Regions from separate parts of the Homo sapiens genome. Here region 2 is linked to region 1. A link is an interaction called in ENCODE POLR2A ChIA-PET data of the cell type or tissue named here. Cell type or tissue: GM12878. All regions are shown on one strand.

What was found. ChIA-PET counts read pairs that join two places held together with the same protein. Peaks named below come from ENCODE experiments on the same cell type or tissue, not always from the same donor. Only the 100,000 strongest peaks of a DNase experiment are listed, where the experiment ranks them.
Region 2: POLR2A ChIA-PET joins it to region 1 with 7 read pairs; 3 of 35 experiments call an interaction of 5 or more read pairs at or near these places.

The regions. Positions count from the first base shown.
Region 1 is chr17:31,504,548-31,512,547 of GRCh38, forward strand. All of the region lies in intron 3 of RAB11FIP4 (RAB11 family interacting protein 4), which reads left to right. Among named protein-coding and RNA genes, the nearest start is that of MIR4724, 26 kb to the right of the region's middle. RefSeq lists enhancers at 4,332-4,811, 5,093-5,883. In GM12878, CTCF peaks have their summits at 3,843 and 4,698 (motif pointing left); a DNase peak (open chromatin) is centred at 4,444; H3K4me3 peaks cover 2,032 bases; H3K27ac peaks cover 2,078 bases.
Region 2 is chr17:30,936,107-30,944,106 of GRCh38, forward strand. All of the region lies in intron 5 of ADAP2 (ArfGAP with dual PH domains 2), which reads left to right. Among named protein-coding and RNA genes, the nearest start is that of ADAP2, 18 kb to the left of the region's middle. RefSeq lists a silencer at 2,176-2,376. In GM12878, no CTCF peak of the experiment used is centred here; a DNase peak (open chromatin) is centred at 3,173; H3K4me3 peaks cover 271 bases; H3K27ac peaks cover 1,074 bases.

The sequences.
Region 1 (8,000 bases):
GTGAGCCACCGTGCCTGTCCTGTAACTTTCAAATGAACCAAGTTTCTTTTCAAATGAGCCATTTGAAAAGAAATTAGACTAAATATTATCAAAACTAAGGACATTTTCCTTCACAACTATATGCCATTAACACACCTGACAAAATTAAGCATAATTCCCTAATATCACCCAATATCTACTCCAGATTCCATCCTCCTTGTTTATCCTCAAAAGGTCTTTTACAGCTGGTGGTGGTTTGTTTGTTTGATCTGGGATCTAATCAAGGATAATATTCGGTTTCTATGTCTCTCAGTTAATCTAGAACAGTGGTTTGCAAAGTGTGGTCCTGGGACAAGTGGCATCCGCATCACCCGAGAACTTGTTAGAAATGCGTTTTCTTCCAGCCTGCCTCAACCTTTAGAAATGCATCTTCCCTGTGGTGATGTGTAACTTCTATCCCATTTTTCCGTTTGGTAGAAGTTAGATCCTAAGGCTTGATTTGAATTGAGTTAAATACTTAGTTAAGCCCACACTATAGGTGATGCTGTGTACCTCTTAGGCATCGCGTTGGGAGGCCAGCGCCTGGTTCTTTCCAATTAGTGATGCTAAATTTGATCTCTGCATTAAAGGGACAGTAGTCTGTGTTCTCCCTGGTAGAGGTATGTGGGGTGCTTTGGTGTTTTGCAGCAATCTGTAGGGTGATTCTTCGGTATTGTGCAAGTATCTAGTTTTTCATTAGCCTTTAATCTACTGGTGTTATTCTGCAGTTGTTGAGTGTAGTGTTCTGTATGTATCAGTCTGGAGTTTGTGTTGTTCTGGTCTTCTGTGTCCTCTCTAATTCTCTTGTTTGCTTATTCCATCAGTAATAATAATAATATATAATAATTATTATATATTAATATATAATTATTATATAATATATAATAATTATTATAACATATAATAATAATTATAATATATAATATATAATTATTATATTATATATAATAATTATATATTATATATAATTATTATATATTATATATAATAATAATTATAATATATAATAATATATAATAATAATTATATATTATATAATAATAATTATATATAATATATAATTATATAATAATAATTATATATAATATATAATAATTATATAATACATAATTATTATAATATATAATAATTATATATAATATATTAATAATATTATTATTACTATTATTAAAGACAGAATCTTGAGCTCTGTCACCCAGGTGCAATCATAGCTCACTGTATCCTCGAACTCGTGGCCTCAAGCAATCCTTTGGCCTCAGCCTCCCGAGTAGCTGAGATTACAGGCATGCACCACCTGGCTATTCTTTTTTACTTTTTTTTTTTTTTTGTAGAGATGGAGTCTCATTATGTTTCCCAGGCTGGCCTGGAGCTCCTGGCCACCTGCCTTGGCCTCCCAAAGTGCTGGCATTACAGGTGTGAGCCACGTTCAGCATGTTCCATCAGTTTCTGAGAGAGGTGAATTAACAGCTCCCACTTCCCATTCTGTTAAGTTTTGCTTTATGTTTTGAGACTGTTAGATGCATAGATATAAAAGTGTTACATCTTGTTAAATTTCAATTGTGTTTCTTGTAAGTGGTATGTAGTTGTTTTTAATTTACTCTGACAATATTGATCTTTTAATAGGATTATTTACTCAGTTTTCTTTAAAAGTATTACTGATGTGGTAGAGTTTTAATCCTACATAATCTTTAAGTTTTTAATTGACATACAATTGTACATATTTAGAGAGTACAGTCTGATGTTTTGATACACATGTGTATTGTGGAATGATCAAATCAGGGTCATTAGCAAAACCATCACTTCAAACACTTGTCATTTCTTTGTGGTGAGAACATTCAAAATGCTATCTTCTAGCTATTTTTAAATACACATTGTTGTTAATTGTAGTAACCTTACTGTGCAATAGAACACCAGGACTTAGTCCTCCCATCTGACTATAGCTTCGTGCCTGTTGACCAACCTTTCCCCGTCCTCCCTTCTCCTACCCTCTCCAGCCTCTGGTAACCACCATTCTACTTTCTACTTCTATGGGATAACTTCTTTAGATTCTACATAGGAGTGAGATCATGCTGTTTGTCCTTCTCTACTTGGCTTATTTCACTTAACACAATGTTCTGTAGGTTCATCCATGTCACAAATGACAGGATTTTATTCTTTTTTATGGCTGAATACTATTCCATTGTGTATATATACACCCCATTTTAAAAATGCATTCATCTGTTAATGGATACTTAGTTGACTCCATATTTTGGCTATTGTGAATTGTGCTTCAATAAATGTGGGAATGCAGATCTCTCTTTGACATACTGATTTCTTTTCTTTTGTTTGTATACCTAGTAGATGAATTGTTGGATCATATGATAGTTTTAAATTCTTTGAGGAACCTCCATACCGTTGTCCATAATGATTGTTCTATTAATACTTACAGTCCCAACCGGGCACAGTGGCTCACAGCTGTAATCCCAGCACTGTGGGAGGCCGAGGTGGGCGGATCATGAGGTCAGGAGTTTGAGACCAGTCTGGCCAATATGGTGAAACCCTTTCTCTACTAAAGATACAAAAAATTAGCCAGGCGTGGTGGCATGTGCCTGTAATCCCAGCTACTCGGGAGGCTGAGGCAGGAGAATCGCTTGATTCCGGGAGGTGGAGGTTGCAGTGAGCCAAGATCGTGCTATTGCACTCCAGCCTGGGCGACAGGGTGAGACTCCATCTCAAAAAAAGAAAAAAAAGGTTACAGTCCCATTAACAGTGTATAAGAGTTCCCTTTTCTCCACATCCTTGCCAGCATTTGTTATTTTCTGTCTCTTTGATGATAGCCATTCTTATTAGGGTGAGGTGGTATCTCATTGTGGTTTTGATTTGTGTTTCCCTGATGATTAGTGATGTTGAACATTTTTTCATATACCTCTTGGCCATTTGTGTGTTGTCTTTGGAGAAACACCTATTCAGATCTTTTGCCCATTTTTAAATTGAATTATTTGTTTTTTTGCTATTGAGTTGTTTGAGTTCCTTATGTATTCTGGCTATCAGTCATCTGTCCTTTTGGATGATTCAAGCATTTTTTTATTCCTTCATTTCTCTCATCTATTATTATTATTACTATTATTTTAAGATATAGGGTCTCACCATGTTGCCCAGGTAGGCCTTGAACTCCTAGGTTCAAGCAGTCCTCCTGCCTCAGCCTCCCAAATAGTTGGGGATACAGCCATGCACTGCCATGCCTGGCTTAGATTTTTAGTAATATGTTTTGTTTTATTTTATTTTATTTTATTTTAACTAATTTATTTTTAGACAGGGTCTCACTCCCGTTGCCCAGGCTGGAGTGCAGTGGCACCATCACAGCCTCGACTTCCTGGGCTCAGGTGATTCTCTATCCTCAGCCTCTCAAGTAGTTGGGACAACAGGCATGCGCCACCACACCTGGCTAACTTTTTGTATTTTTTGTAGAGATAGGGTTTCACCATGTTTCCTATGCTAGTTTCAAACTCCTGGGCTCAAGTGATCCAGCCACTTCAGCCTCCCAAAGTGCTGGGATTACAGGTGTGAGCCACTGTGCCCGGCCCGTTTTTAACTCCCAACCTTTGACATGCTCACTTGTTATTGGAACGGAAGTGGCACAGTGGGGAGAGAGGAGTGAGAGCGTCTCCCCACAGTGGATGGCTCAGCTGTTCGGGATGTTTCCAGTGGGATCACACCATGGTCCAGGGTCTGGTCTGCATCCTAATGGGCTTGAAAACCAGATCTTACTGGCTTTTCCCACACCCCACAACTTGAGTCCACTCATGCTCACTGATTGTCCCTAAATGGACCTGCAGAGCCAGTGGATCCCCTTGTGGTGAGAAATGCACTCACATGAGCTTGGGCAGCCCTTCTCTCCTGTCTGTCAGCAGGCTTCTGGGAGTGGGTGCTACGTGAACTTGGACACAGGGGCCAAGGGCTGGACAGGTGTGGAATGTTGAGCCAGGCCCCACCGCCTTTGGGGCAGGCTGGATGTGCTGGCCAGCCAGACCTGACACCTCTGGCCAGTGCCTGGGTGCACGCGGCCCGGGTCGGCCTCAGACCCTCCCTCTTGGTGCTTCCCAGGAGACCACTCGCTTAGCCCCTCCCTGAGGACAGGCTCTGTCTTTAGATCCCTTAGTACTTCAGTCCCTCTGTCAGCCTCAGGAAATGTGTGCATCTCTCTTAGTTGAGCTCCCAGGAGGTTATCTGACATCTCTCATTTCTGAGTCTTTCTGGGAGCCTCAGCACACACCCCGCTTCCTCTCTGTGGGCTCCTCTGACGCTGCCTTATCAGCAGTGTGTGTGTTGGGGTGAGGTTGTGAGATCGGAGAGAGAGACAGCTCAAGAGTTGTGATGAAAACACTGAAAGAAAGGCAGTGTGGGCTTCAGCAGCCCTTCCTCGGTGATGTTTGTGCAGCAGCAGAACTTGTTGAGTGACCGCCTTTGCTTTATGTAAATGTCATGAGTTCTGGAGAAACACAAGCATGGCTTTCGCTTTCTTTTCTGTTCAGCACCAACCTGAGGTTCCACAGCCAGTGTGTGCCAGATCCAGAACTGAACCAAATCTGCCCAAGAGCCTCAGTCTCCACATCTTCAAGCCCAGGAGTTTGAAACCAGCACAGGAAACGTGGTGAAACCCTGTCTCTACAAAAAATCTGTAAAATAGGGTGATTTATTACCTCCCTCTGGGGGTGATGCAAGAAGCCTGCTTGCTTCTCATGTGAAATGAATGAGCACCTGGGGAACCCCAGTTGTCCCGGTTGCCCCCGCTCCTGGGGTCTGCAGGCCCACCTTAGGATGGAAGTGGAGCGCAGCAACCAGGTGTCTACACAAGATCCACTCCTAGAAGCTGCAGGGCGGGAGCAGTGGGCCCTGCTGAGGGGTGGTCTTGAGCTCCTGGCCACACCCTTTCTGGGGTGAGTTTCAGGAGGTGGATCCGGGGCCCCCGGCTGGGAGAAGAGAGTCTGGAAGCTGCCCTGCCTTGGCTGCCATCCCCTGGGAGGGAGTTTAGCTGGAGGAATGGGGCACTGGGTCCCTCCCTGACACCCCGGGGCCTCTGAGCCACTCTGGGGATGGAACGTAGCAGTGCAGCATTTCTTCCTGATCAGAGCGGGAAGCTCTGGGCTGCAGAGCTTTGATCTCACAGTATGTGGTCAGTCCCCGGGGCTGGCTGAGGTGTGGGATGATCCCTCGTGACCTGGCGACCTGGTGCTCCCATGCTTACCCCTGGCTCTGTTGGGGTGAGCCGAGGCCTCATGTCTGAGCTGAGGTTGCTTGTTGTTCAGAAGGCAAGGCCGAGGCACTGCCTCTGGGTGGATGCTTGAACCCCCTTTATCCCACCCTTGCCTTGGCTGGTGCCTGGGCAACTCTCTGTTGAACCAAAACCTCTTATCAGCAACTGATAAGTACCCAGCCTTGCATCTGCAGAGCAAGGCCTGACCCAGAGCCAGGGTTGGCAGCTGCAGCAGGAGTCCGTTACAGCCAAGATTGCGTACCAGTCTCTGCGGCCACCACCTTTTCATGATGAGAGCAGCCAAGCCACAGTGGGGTGTGGAAGACCCCAGCCCTAGCAATCACATCCCTTCCCTGTGGACCTGGGGACATTGGCACCTATGAGTTAGCTCAGTAAGCTGAATTTCCTGCTGCCCATAGGAAGGACCCCGTGAGACCTTGACCTGGCCCATCTCGTTCCAGAGCTGTTGGTTGGCTGGGAGTGGGGTGAGAGATTCATCACAGGCCTAGCCCTGGCAACCGCTGGACTCCCCTACACTAGGCTTAGTGTGTGTCCACCCCCACCGCACACATGCACACCTTCCCAGCGGCAGCGCTGCACGTGTGCCTGCTGGTGCCTTGCTGCAAGGGAAGTGGGCATGTGCCCGCCCAAGCTATTTTTACCCTGCCTTGTCCCCACAGAGCTGTTCTTTGGCTCTGAGTTAGTGCCTGGGGAATGAGGCCGTTGCCAGGGCTGGGGGTGGATGAGCTGGAACCTCGGAGCTTCTTGGACTCCCTTCCCCAGGCAGCATCTCATCTTAATGCTTACTAAAGGGTGTGACTCGTGTGCAGGGCGACCTTCCATAAGAGTGGGCAGGAGAGGACCCTGGTGGGGAGAAAGAGGCACTGATGTTTGGAGGGCAGGCTCTGGAACCTGCAGGTCTGGCTTCCTGCAGCCAAAAAAACCCAGCCGAGCTGCAGCCCAGTGAGCCACGGTGGGTAGAGGGAGAGGTCCCAGGGGCTGGATGGGAGCCAGGAGGCCAGGAGGTACCCTGGATTGTTTTCCTTCAACACAATGACGACAATAGTAGTTCAGTTTTGGGGTGTGGTGGTGTGTACCTGTAGTCCTAGCTGCTTGGGAGGCTGAGCTGGGAGGATCACTTGAGTCCTGGGAGTTTGAAGCTGCAGTGAGCTGTGATTGCGCCACTGCATTCCAAGGGTTTTTTTGTTTTTGTTGTTGTTTTTGTGTTTTTGTTTTGTTTTGTTTTGTTTTCTGAGCACTTTCTGTGTGTGCTAAGACCATAAAGTGCTTAGGATGTGTAGCAGCTCATTTAATCCTAATCACAGTTAACTCCATTTTATAGATGGGGAAACTAAGGCACTGAGCAGTTCAGTAACCCTGAAGCTGCAGAGCTCATGAATGGTGAATGGTGGAGCAGGGCTCTGGCCTGGCCGTCTACTCCAGAGCTTGTCCTTAACGCCACCCCGCGCCTCCTTTTGCCGTGTGTTCCGCGCCCTCATGACACAAGGCATTGTCCTAGTTCCCTGTGGCAGCCTGCCAGGCAGGTGGTTCCCTCCCCGTGTTTACATCAGGCCCAGAAATTAAACAGCTGATCCAGCATCAGACAGTCAGGCAGTGACCACACCAGAGTCGGCACCCAGGTCTCAGGGTCCTGTGGCTGTGCTGTTCCCAGCTCATCATACTGCAGTACAGTATGGTTCCACCACCTGCCATGTGCTCTCTACAGTGCTAACCACTGGGGTTCTGACATGTAAATCCCCATAGCTACCCACTTAGGGTCCTTGCTCTCACAGGGAAGGTGGACATGTGGTCACTTGGGGTCCATGTACTCTGTGTGTCAGCTCAGGGAAACGCAGGGTGCTGGCGTGTGCCTGTGAGGTGGCTCCCCATGGGGGAGGTGGGGAGGGAGAGGACCAGATGCTGCATCCGCTCTGAGAGTGTGGACAGTGTGGCATTGTTGGCCACTCTGAGGCTGGGACGGCCCCCACGTGTATTGATACTTGGCCTTTTCAGCAGCCCTGAATTCATCCCTTGCCAACTTCCTACAAAAGAAGGGGTGACTTGGGGCCTGCTGGCAGGCGAACACGGCTCTCAAGACTGGAGAGGGCCCCACGGCAGGCTGTGTGCCTCTAGGTTCCCACTCCCTGCTGGGGACAGGGTGGGACAGTGGGACAGCGAGGTAGGGGTGCAGGGGATGCAGACCTGCCCTGCCAGAGTGGCTGGCTGGATCCTGTTCTCCAGCTCTCTCCAGAATGCCCTGGCCTCAGGTAATTCCTCAGCTTGGCTTCTCTGAGGAGGGTGGGCGTCCCTCCTGGCTGCTCGTCTGTCCAGGACATTGCTGGCTGACCAGCCGGGGACCCATGGCTGTAGGAATAGCTCACCCTCTGTTGCCTGTAGCCCCTCGTGAGGCCAGGTCAGAATTTACGGCTCCTACCGTGACCGACTCTCCGGTGTAAATTGTCACGTGTGGCCCCCTAGAGCTGCCACTGAGGTGGAGTTGACTGGCCCCATTCTGTAGGTGAGGAGCCAGGTGCTCACAAAGGTGGTCACTTGTCCAAGGTCACATGGCTTGTAAGTGGCTGGGCCAGCAGGGCCGGAAACCCAGACTGCTAGGCCCCAGAGCTGAGCCCTCACCCAAGCCCACCCCCAGGGGCCTCCTGGGGCTTCTGGAGGAACACGCTGCTGCATCCGCTCTCTCCCTTCACCCCGGGGTCCGCTGGCAGGTGGAAGAAAGCCTGGGGTGGTGTGG
Region 2 (8,000 bases), 570 kb before region 1:
TCTATGGATTTGCCTAATCTGGTTATTTTTATTTTATTTTACTATTTTATCTTATTTATTTTTTTAGAGACAGAGTCTTCCTCTGTTGGCCAGGCTGGAGTGCAGTGGTGCAATCATAGCTCACTGCAACCTTAAATTACTGGCCTCAAGCACTCCTCCTGCTCCGGTCTCTCAAAGCACTGGGATTGCAGATGCATACCACTCCACCCAGCTAATTTTTATTTACTTATTTATTTTTGTAGAGATAGGGTTTTGCTTTGTTGTCTACGCTGTTCTCAAACTCCTGGCTTCAAGCAATCCTCTGCCTCAGCCTCCCAAAGTACTAGGATTATAGATGTGAGCCACTACGCCAGGCCCATATCTGTCTTTTTTATAATAGCCGTCTTCATGGGTATGAAGTCGTATCTCATTGTGGTTTTGATTGGCGTTTCCCACATGGCAAATGATGTTGAGCATCTTTTTAATGTGCTTATTGGCCATTTGTATATCTTATTTGTAGAAATGTCTATTCAGATCCTTTCCCATATTGGCCGGGCGCGGTGGCTCACGCCTGTAATCCCAGCACTTTGGGAGGCCGAGGTGGGCAGATCAGGAGTTCAGGAGATGGAGACCATCTTGGCTAACACAGATACTTTCCCCATATTTTAATTAGGTTATTTGTCTTTTTATTATTAAGTTGTAATAGTTCTGTATATATTCTAGATACAAGTCACTTATACATGTAGGATTTGCAAAAATTTGAGCTTTTGGATTTTACTGAGTGAGATGGGAAGAAATTGGAGGATTTTGAGCTGAGAAGTGATATTATTTGACTTAAGTTTTTGATTGATTGATTGATTTGAGATGGAGGCTCACTCTGTCACCTAGGCTGGAGTGCAGTGGCGTGATCTCGGCTCACTGCAACCTCTGCCTCCCAGGTTCAAGCAATTCTTTGCCTCAGTCTCTCGAGTAGCTGGGATTACAGGCGCGCACCACCATGCCTGGCTAGTTTTTGTATTTTTAGTAGACAGGGTTCCACCATCTTGGCCAGGCTGGTCTTGAATTTCCGACCTCGTGATCCACCCACCTCACCCTCCCAAAGTGCTGGGATTACAGGCGTGAGCCACCGCGCCCGGCCTATTTATTTATTTTTTGAGATGGGATTTCACTCTATTGCTCAGGTTGAAGTGCAATGGTGTGATCTCGGCTCACTGCAACCTCCACCTCCCGGGTTCAAGTGATTCCCCTGCCTCAGCCTCCCCAGTAGCTGGGACTACAGGCGTGCACCACCACACCCGGCTAATTTTTGTATTTTTAGTAGAGACAGGGTTTCACCATGTTGACCAGGCTGATTTAGAACTCCTAACCTCATGTGATCTGCCCACCTCAGCCTCCCAAAATGCTGGGATTATAGGCATGAGCCACTGCGCCCAGCCTGACTTAAGCTTTTAAAAAGCAGCACGCTGGCTGCTGCTAGGGTGAGTAGGGAGGAAGGAGGCCAGAGCAGAGGCAGAGAAATTAGTCAGGAAGCTGTTGCAATAACCCAAGTGAAGAAGAATGGTGGATCCGACCAGGATGGTTAGAAGTGGTCAGATTCTGGATATATTTTGGAAGTAGAGGCAATAGAATTTATTGAAGGATTGGATGTGGGGTGTGAGAGTAAGAGGAATCAAGGATGATTCCCAGATTTTTGCTCTATAAAACTACAAGAATAGATTTGCTATTTACTAAGGTGGCAAAGACTTAGACCCCTAAGGGGATGCTCAAAAGTCCTTTTTATTTTGAGATGCCTATGAGTCATCCAGTAGAGACATGGGGAAAGAAGTTGGATGTATGTTTCCTGAATTCTAAACCCAAGTGGCAGAAGTTGGATGTCTGATTTGGAGGCTTGGAGAGAGTTTGGAACTGGAGTCGTCAGCATGTAGACTGGTTTAGTAATGGGACTGGCTAGGATCACCTAAGCAGGAAAAAGGTGTTCAAGGACTGAGTATTTTGGTTATGTGTTGCTGAGTAACAAACCATCCTAAAACTTAATGGCTTAAAATATCAATTTACTATTTCTCACAATCCTATGGGTCAGGAATTTGAGGAGGCCTCGGCTGTTCTGGTGTACTCCATGTGGCATCAGCTGGGCTACTCTGCTGCCCTTAGCTGGCCAGAGACCCAAAGAAGCTTTCACTCATGTCTGGTGCCTTGGTGTACTCTATATGGGGGCTCTGTCTTTCTCATTCAGGAGTCTAGCTTAAGCTTTCTTGTGGCTTGGCTGCTGACTTCCCTAAACAAAAGCAAATGCTACCAGACCTCTGGAAGGCTAACCAGGAGCTGCATTCTGTTGGTCAAAGCAAGTCATGCAACAAGCCCTGATTCAAGGGGAGGGGAAATAGATTCAACCTCTTCATGGATAGAGGGTCACGTATACACTGGGAGGGAAAGACTGGGTGAGCGCCATCTTTGGAGACCATCTACCCCATTGAGCCCTGGGGCATTCCAGTATTTAAAGGACAGAAAGATAAGAAGTTTTCAGCAAAGAGAATGTGAAATTGTGGCCAACAAAGTAAGAGAAGGATAAGCTCTGAGCACTTTAGCCTTCACCTTACTCTATTTCCTATATGTAGAATTATTATATATTCCCCCTGTTGCTTTTCTAGGCAGACCAGAGCAATGCTAAAAGGTCTGTCTATGGGGAGGAGAAGGGAGGATGAAGAGAAGTGGGTTAAAGGGTACAAACATTGTAAGATGCAAGGAATAAATTCAATATTTGATACCAGAGTGGGGTAACTATGCTTAACAAAAATACTCTGGTGACCAACACCCTAAATATCCTGGCTTGATCACTACACATTATATACATGTAGCGAAATTTCACATGTACCCCATAAATTTGTATAAATAATAATATAAAAGGTCTGTCCAATGTGGCCACAGTCTGGGACCAAGTAAAAAGTGTTAAGGGATGAAGAATCTTTACCCTCCAAGTTAGAGGAAGAATTTTTTCCCAGTCTTCAATGTAAAGCACTGAAAAATGTGGCTTTTTCAACATTTTTGCTGAAATGGTACAAAAGGCCGGAAGAGAAAGCGCTACTGCAGTTAGGAAAGGTCACCAAACCCCAGCAGCTGCTGCGAGTTGGTCTCTCGGACAGGGCCTCATCATTGGTTGAAAAAAGTTGATCTGTTTTTCAGTCCTACGCCAGTTCAGTCTAGAATAGTCCAAAAATAGAATGGGCTCCCTATGTTCTTTTTTATTTATTTCCCAAAGTGGATATTTTAAAATCATAAAGGTAACTAATTTTTAGGTAAAACTTTTGGGTAATACAAAAAAGGAAATGAAGTATAAAGAAAGTGAAACTGAAAAAAAAAAAAAAAAGCCCCAAGCTCTATACAAAGCACTTCAAAAAGTTCTTGGAGGCCAGGCTCGGAGGCTCACACCTGAAATCCCAGCACTTTGGGAGGCCGAGGCAGGCAGATCACGAGGTCAGGAGATTGAGACCATCTTGGCTAACACGGTGAAATCCCGTCTCTACTAAAAATACAAAAACTTAGCTGGGCGTGGTGGCAGGCGCCTGTAGTCGCAGATACTCAGGAGGCTGAGGCAGGAGAATGGCCCGAACCTGGGAGGCGGAGCTTGCAGTGAGCCGAGATGGCGCCACTGCACTCCAGCCTGGGCGAAAGAGCAAAATTCCATTTCCAAAAAAAAAAAAAAAAAAGGTATTGGACAAATGAGATTAAAATTAAAGATATAAACTTTATTTCTCAACATAAGCTCCATCAAGGTCAAGACACTTTTATAAGTGATGACACCAGCCATTTAGTCCATCCCCTAGCAATTGAGGGTCCTGGGAATTTAACCATGCCAATGCAGTCTTTTTTACATTTTGTTTTTTTATGCTGTTTTCTGAGACAGGGTCTTGCTCTTTCACCAAGGCTGGAGTACAGTGGTGCAATTCTAGCTCACTGCAGCCACAACCTCCCAGGCTCAAGCGCTCCTTCCACCTCAGCCTCCCGAGTAGCTGAGACTTCAGGCACACACCACCATGCCTGGCTAATTTTTGTATTTTTTGGCAACGACAGGATTTCATCATGTTGCCCAGGTTGGTCTTGAACTCCTGAACTCAACCGATCTACCAGCCTCAGTCTCCCAAAGTGCTAGGATAACAGACATAAGTCACCACGCCTGGCCTTTTTTTTTACACTATTAACTGAAGAAAGATGGGTACCCTTTACAGATTTTTTTTTTTTCGAGATGGAGTCTCGCTTCATCGCCCAGGCTGGAGTACAGTGGCACGATCTCGGCTCACTGCAACCTTCGCCTCCCAGGTTCAAGTGATTGTCCTGCCTCAGCCTCCCCAGGAGCTGGGATTACAGGCGTTGGCCACCATGCTGGGCTAATTTTTGTATTTTTAGTAGAGACGGGGTTTCACCATGTTGGCCAGGCTGGTCTCGAACTCCTGACCTCAAGTGATTCGCCCGCCTTGGTCTCTGAAAGTGCTGGGATTACAGGCGTGAGCCACCATGCCCGGCCTCCTTTACAGATTTTTTAAGATTAGAAAACAAAAAGAAGTTAGAAGGAGCCGAATTTGGACTGTAAGATGATGCATAATCACTTCCCATTGAAACTCTCACAAAATTGCCCTTGTTTGATGAGAGAAATGTAGTTGAAGCATTGTCCTGGGGGAGAAGGACTCTCTGGTGAAGTTTTCTCAGATGTTTTTCTGCTGAAGCTTTGGCTAACTTTCTCAAAACACTCTCATAATGAGCAGATGTTATTGTTCTTTGGCCCTCTAGAAAGTCAACAAGCAAAATACCTTGAGCATCTCCCAGAAAACTTTACCATGGCCTTTGTTCTTGACTGGTCTGCTTTTGCTATGACAGGACCACTTCAACCTCTCGGTAGCCATTGCTTTGATTATGCTTTGTCTTCAGGATCATACTGGTAAAGCCATGTTTCATCTCCTGTTACAGTTCTTCAAAGAACTGCCTCAGGATCTTGATCTCACTTGTTTAAAATTTCCATTGAAAGCTCTGCTCTTGTCTGCAACTGATCTGGGTGCAATGGCATTGGTACCCATTGAGTGGAAAGTTTGCCCAGCTTTAATTTTTCAGTCAGATTTGTGTGAGCTGCACCAATTGAGGTATCTGTGGTGTTAGCTATTGTTTGTGCTGTTAATTATTGCTTCTCTTCAATTAGGGCATGAACAAGATGATTTTTTTCATTGTAAATTGATGTAGATGGTCTGCTGCTGCAGGCGCCATCTTCAACATCATCTTGTCCCTCCTTAACAAGTTATCCATTTGTAAACTGCTAATTTTGTTGGGGATTTGTCCCCGTAAACTTTTCTGAAAGCACCAGTGATTTCACCATTCTTCCATCCAAGCTTCACCATAAATGTTGATGTTTGTTCTTGCTTCAATTTTAGCAGAATTCATGTTGCTCTGAGAGGGGCTGTTTTCAAGTTGATGTCGTATCCTTCTTAGTGCCTCAAACAAAATCCCACTCAGACATGTTATAACAAGTTAGTATGAGTTTATTTTGGTGCAAAACAATTTGAAATCCATGCATAGCTTTTTCATACTATGTGTTTTCCATGAACTTTTCTAAGTCACCTTGTATAAGAGTATTATATGATCTCATTTATATGAAATTTTAGAACAGGCAAAACTGTACTGATAGAAGACAAATAAGTGGTTATCTGGTGTTGGAATGGGGTAGAGATTCTGCGAAGGGGGATGAGTGAAGTCTTTTGGGGTGACATTTAGGATGATAAGTAATGTTTTATATCTTGATTGTTGTGGTTACATGGGTATATACATTTGTCAAAAATCAAACTATTTTTTTTTTTTCGAGATGGAGTCTTGCTCTGTCACCAGGCTGGAGTGCAGTGGTGCGATCTTGGCTCACTGCAGCCTCCGCCTCCTGGGGTCAAGCGATTCTCCTTCCTCACCCTCACTAGTAGCTGGGACTACAGGTGTGTACCACCACTCCCAGCTAATTTTTGTATTTTTAGTAGAGACAGGATTTCACCATGTTGGCCAGGATGGTCTCGATCTCTCAACCTCGTGATCCACCTGCCTCGGCCTCCCAAAGTGCTGGGATAACAGGTGTGAGCCACAGTGCCCGGCCCAAACTTAATACGGGTACACTTTATTGTTTCTAAACTACACCTCAATAAATGTTGATTAAGTGAAAATTAACAATGAGATACAATTCCATACCCATCATATTGGCAAAAATTTTGTAATCTGGTAGTGTCAAGTGTTGGTGAGTATATGGGGAAAGGGGAACTATTCTATTTCATTGATGGAAGTAAATATTGGTACAATCACTGTTGAGCCATTCAGCAGAATAATTTGGCAGTCTCTAGTAAGTGAAGATGTATATAACTGTGATCCAGCAATTCCATTTCTAAGCATACGCTGTGACCTACAGATGCACTCACATATGTGTACCAGATGCACAAACTGACTGCAACATTACTTATGATAGCAAAAAATCAGGAACAATCTCAATATATATATCGGAACAATCTATTAACAGAAAATAGATTGATAACTTTTGGTATAGTCATTTACAAGAGCAAACTAGACTGGTGTATCTCAGCATGGGTAGACCTCAAAAATATAATGTTGAAAGCAAAAAGAACCTCATTAAAATGGGCAAAAGATGTGTACAGACACTTCTCAAAGAAGACATACACGTGGCCAACAAGCAAATGAAAAAATGCTCAACATCACTAATCAGAGAAATGTAAGTCAAAACCACAATGAGATACCATCTATACCAGTCAGAATGACTGTTATCAAAAAGTAAAAAAGTAACAGATACTGGTGAGGTTGTGGAGAAAAGGGAATGTTTACACACTTGTGGCAGGAATGTAAATTAGTTCAGCCACGGTAGAAAGCAGTTTGGAGATTTCTCAAAGAACTTAAAACAGAACTAACATTTGACCCAGCAATCCCATTACTGGGTATATACCCAAAGCAATAGAAATAATTCTACTATAGGCCGGATGCAGTGGCTCACGCCTGTAATCCCAGCACTTTGGAAGGCAGAGGCCGGCGGATCACCTGAGGTCGGGAGTTCGAGATCAGCCTGACCAACATGGAGAAACCCTGTCTCTACTAAAAATACAAAATTAGCCAGGCGTGGTGGCGTATCCCTGTAATCCCAGCAACTTGGGAGGCTGAGGCAGAAGAATCGCTTGAACCCAGGAGGTGGAGGTTGCAGTGAGCTGAGATCACTCCATTGTACTCCAGCCTGGGCAACAAGAGTGAAACTCAGTCTGAAAAAAAAAAAGGAAAGAAAGAAAAGAAAAAAGAAAGAATTCTACTGTAAAGACACATGTACATGTATTTTCATCGCAGCACTATTTACAATAGCAAAAACATGGAATCGGCCCAGATGCCCATCAATGGTGGACTGGATAATGGAAATGTGGTACATAAACATCATAGAATACTACACAGCCATAAAAAAGAATGAGATTGGCTGGGCACAGTGGCTCATGCTTGTAATCCCAGAACTTTGGGAGGCCGAGGCAGGTGGATCACGAGGTCAGGAGTTCAAGAACAGCCTGACCAACATGGTCAAACCCCATCTCTACTAAAAATACAAAAATTAGCCAGGCATGGCGGCACGTGTCTGTAATCCCAGCTACTCAGGAGGCTGAGGCAGGAGAATGGTTAGAATCTGGGAGGCAGAGGTTGCAGTGACCTCAGATCACGCCATTGCACTTCAGCCTGGACAACAGAGCAAGACTCTATCTCAAAAATAAATAAATAAATAAATAAATAAATAAATAAATAAATAAATAAATAAGAACCAGATTGGCCGGGGGCGGTGGCTCATGCCTGTAATCCCAGCACTTTGGGAGGCCGAGGCGGGCAGATCACCTGAGGTCAGGAGTTTGAGACCAGCCCGGCTAACATGGTGAAACCCCGTTTCTACTAAAAATACAAAAAATTAGCTGGGTGTGGTGGCACACGTCTGTAATCCCAGCTACTCGAGAGGCTGAGGCAGGAGAATC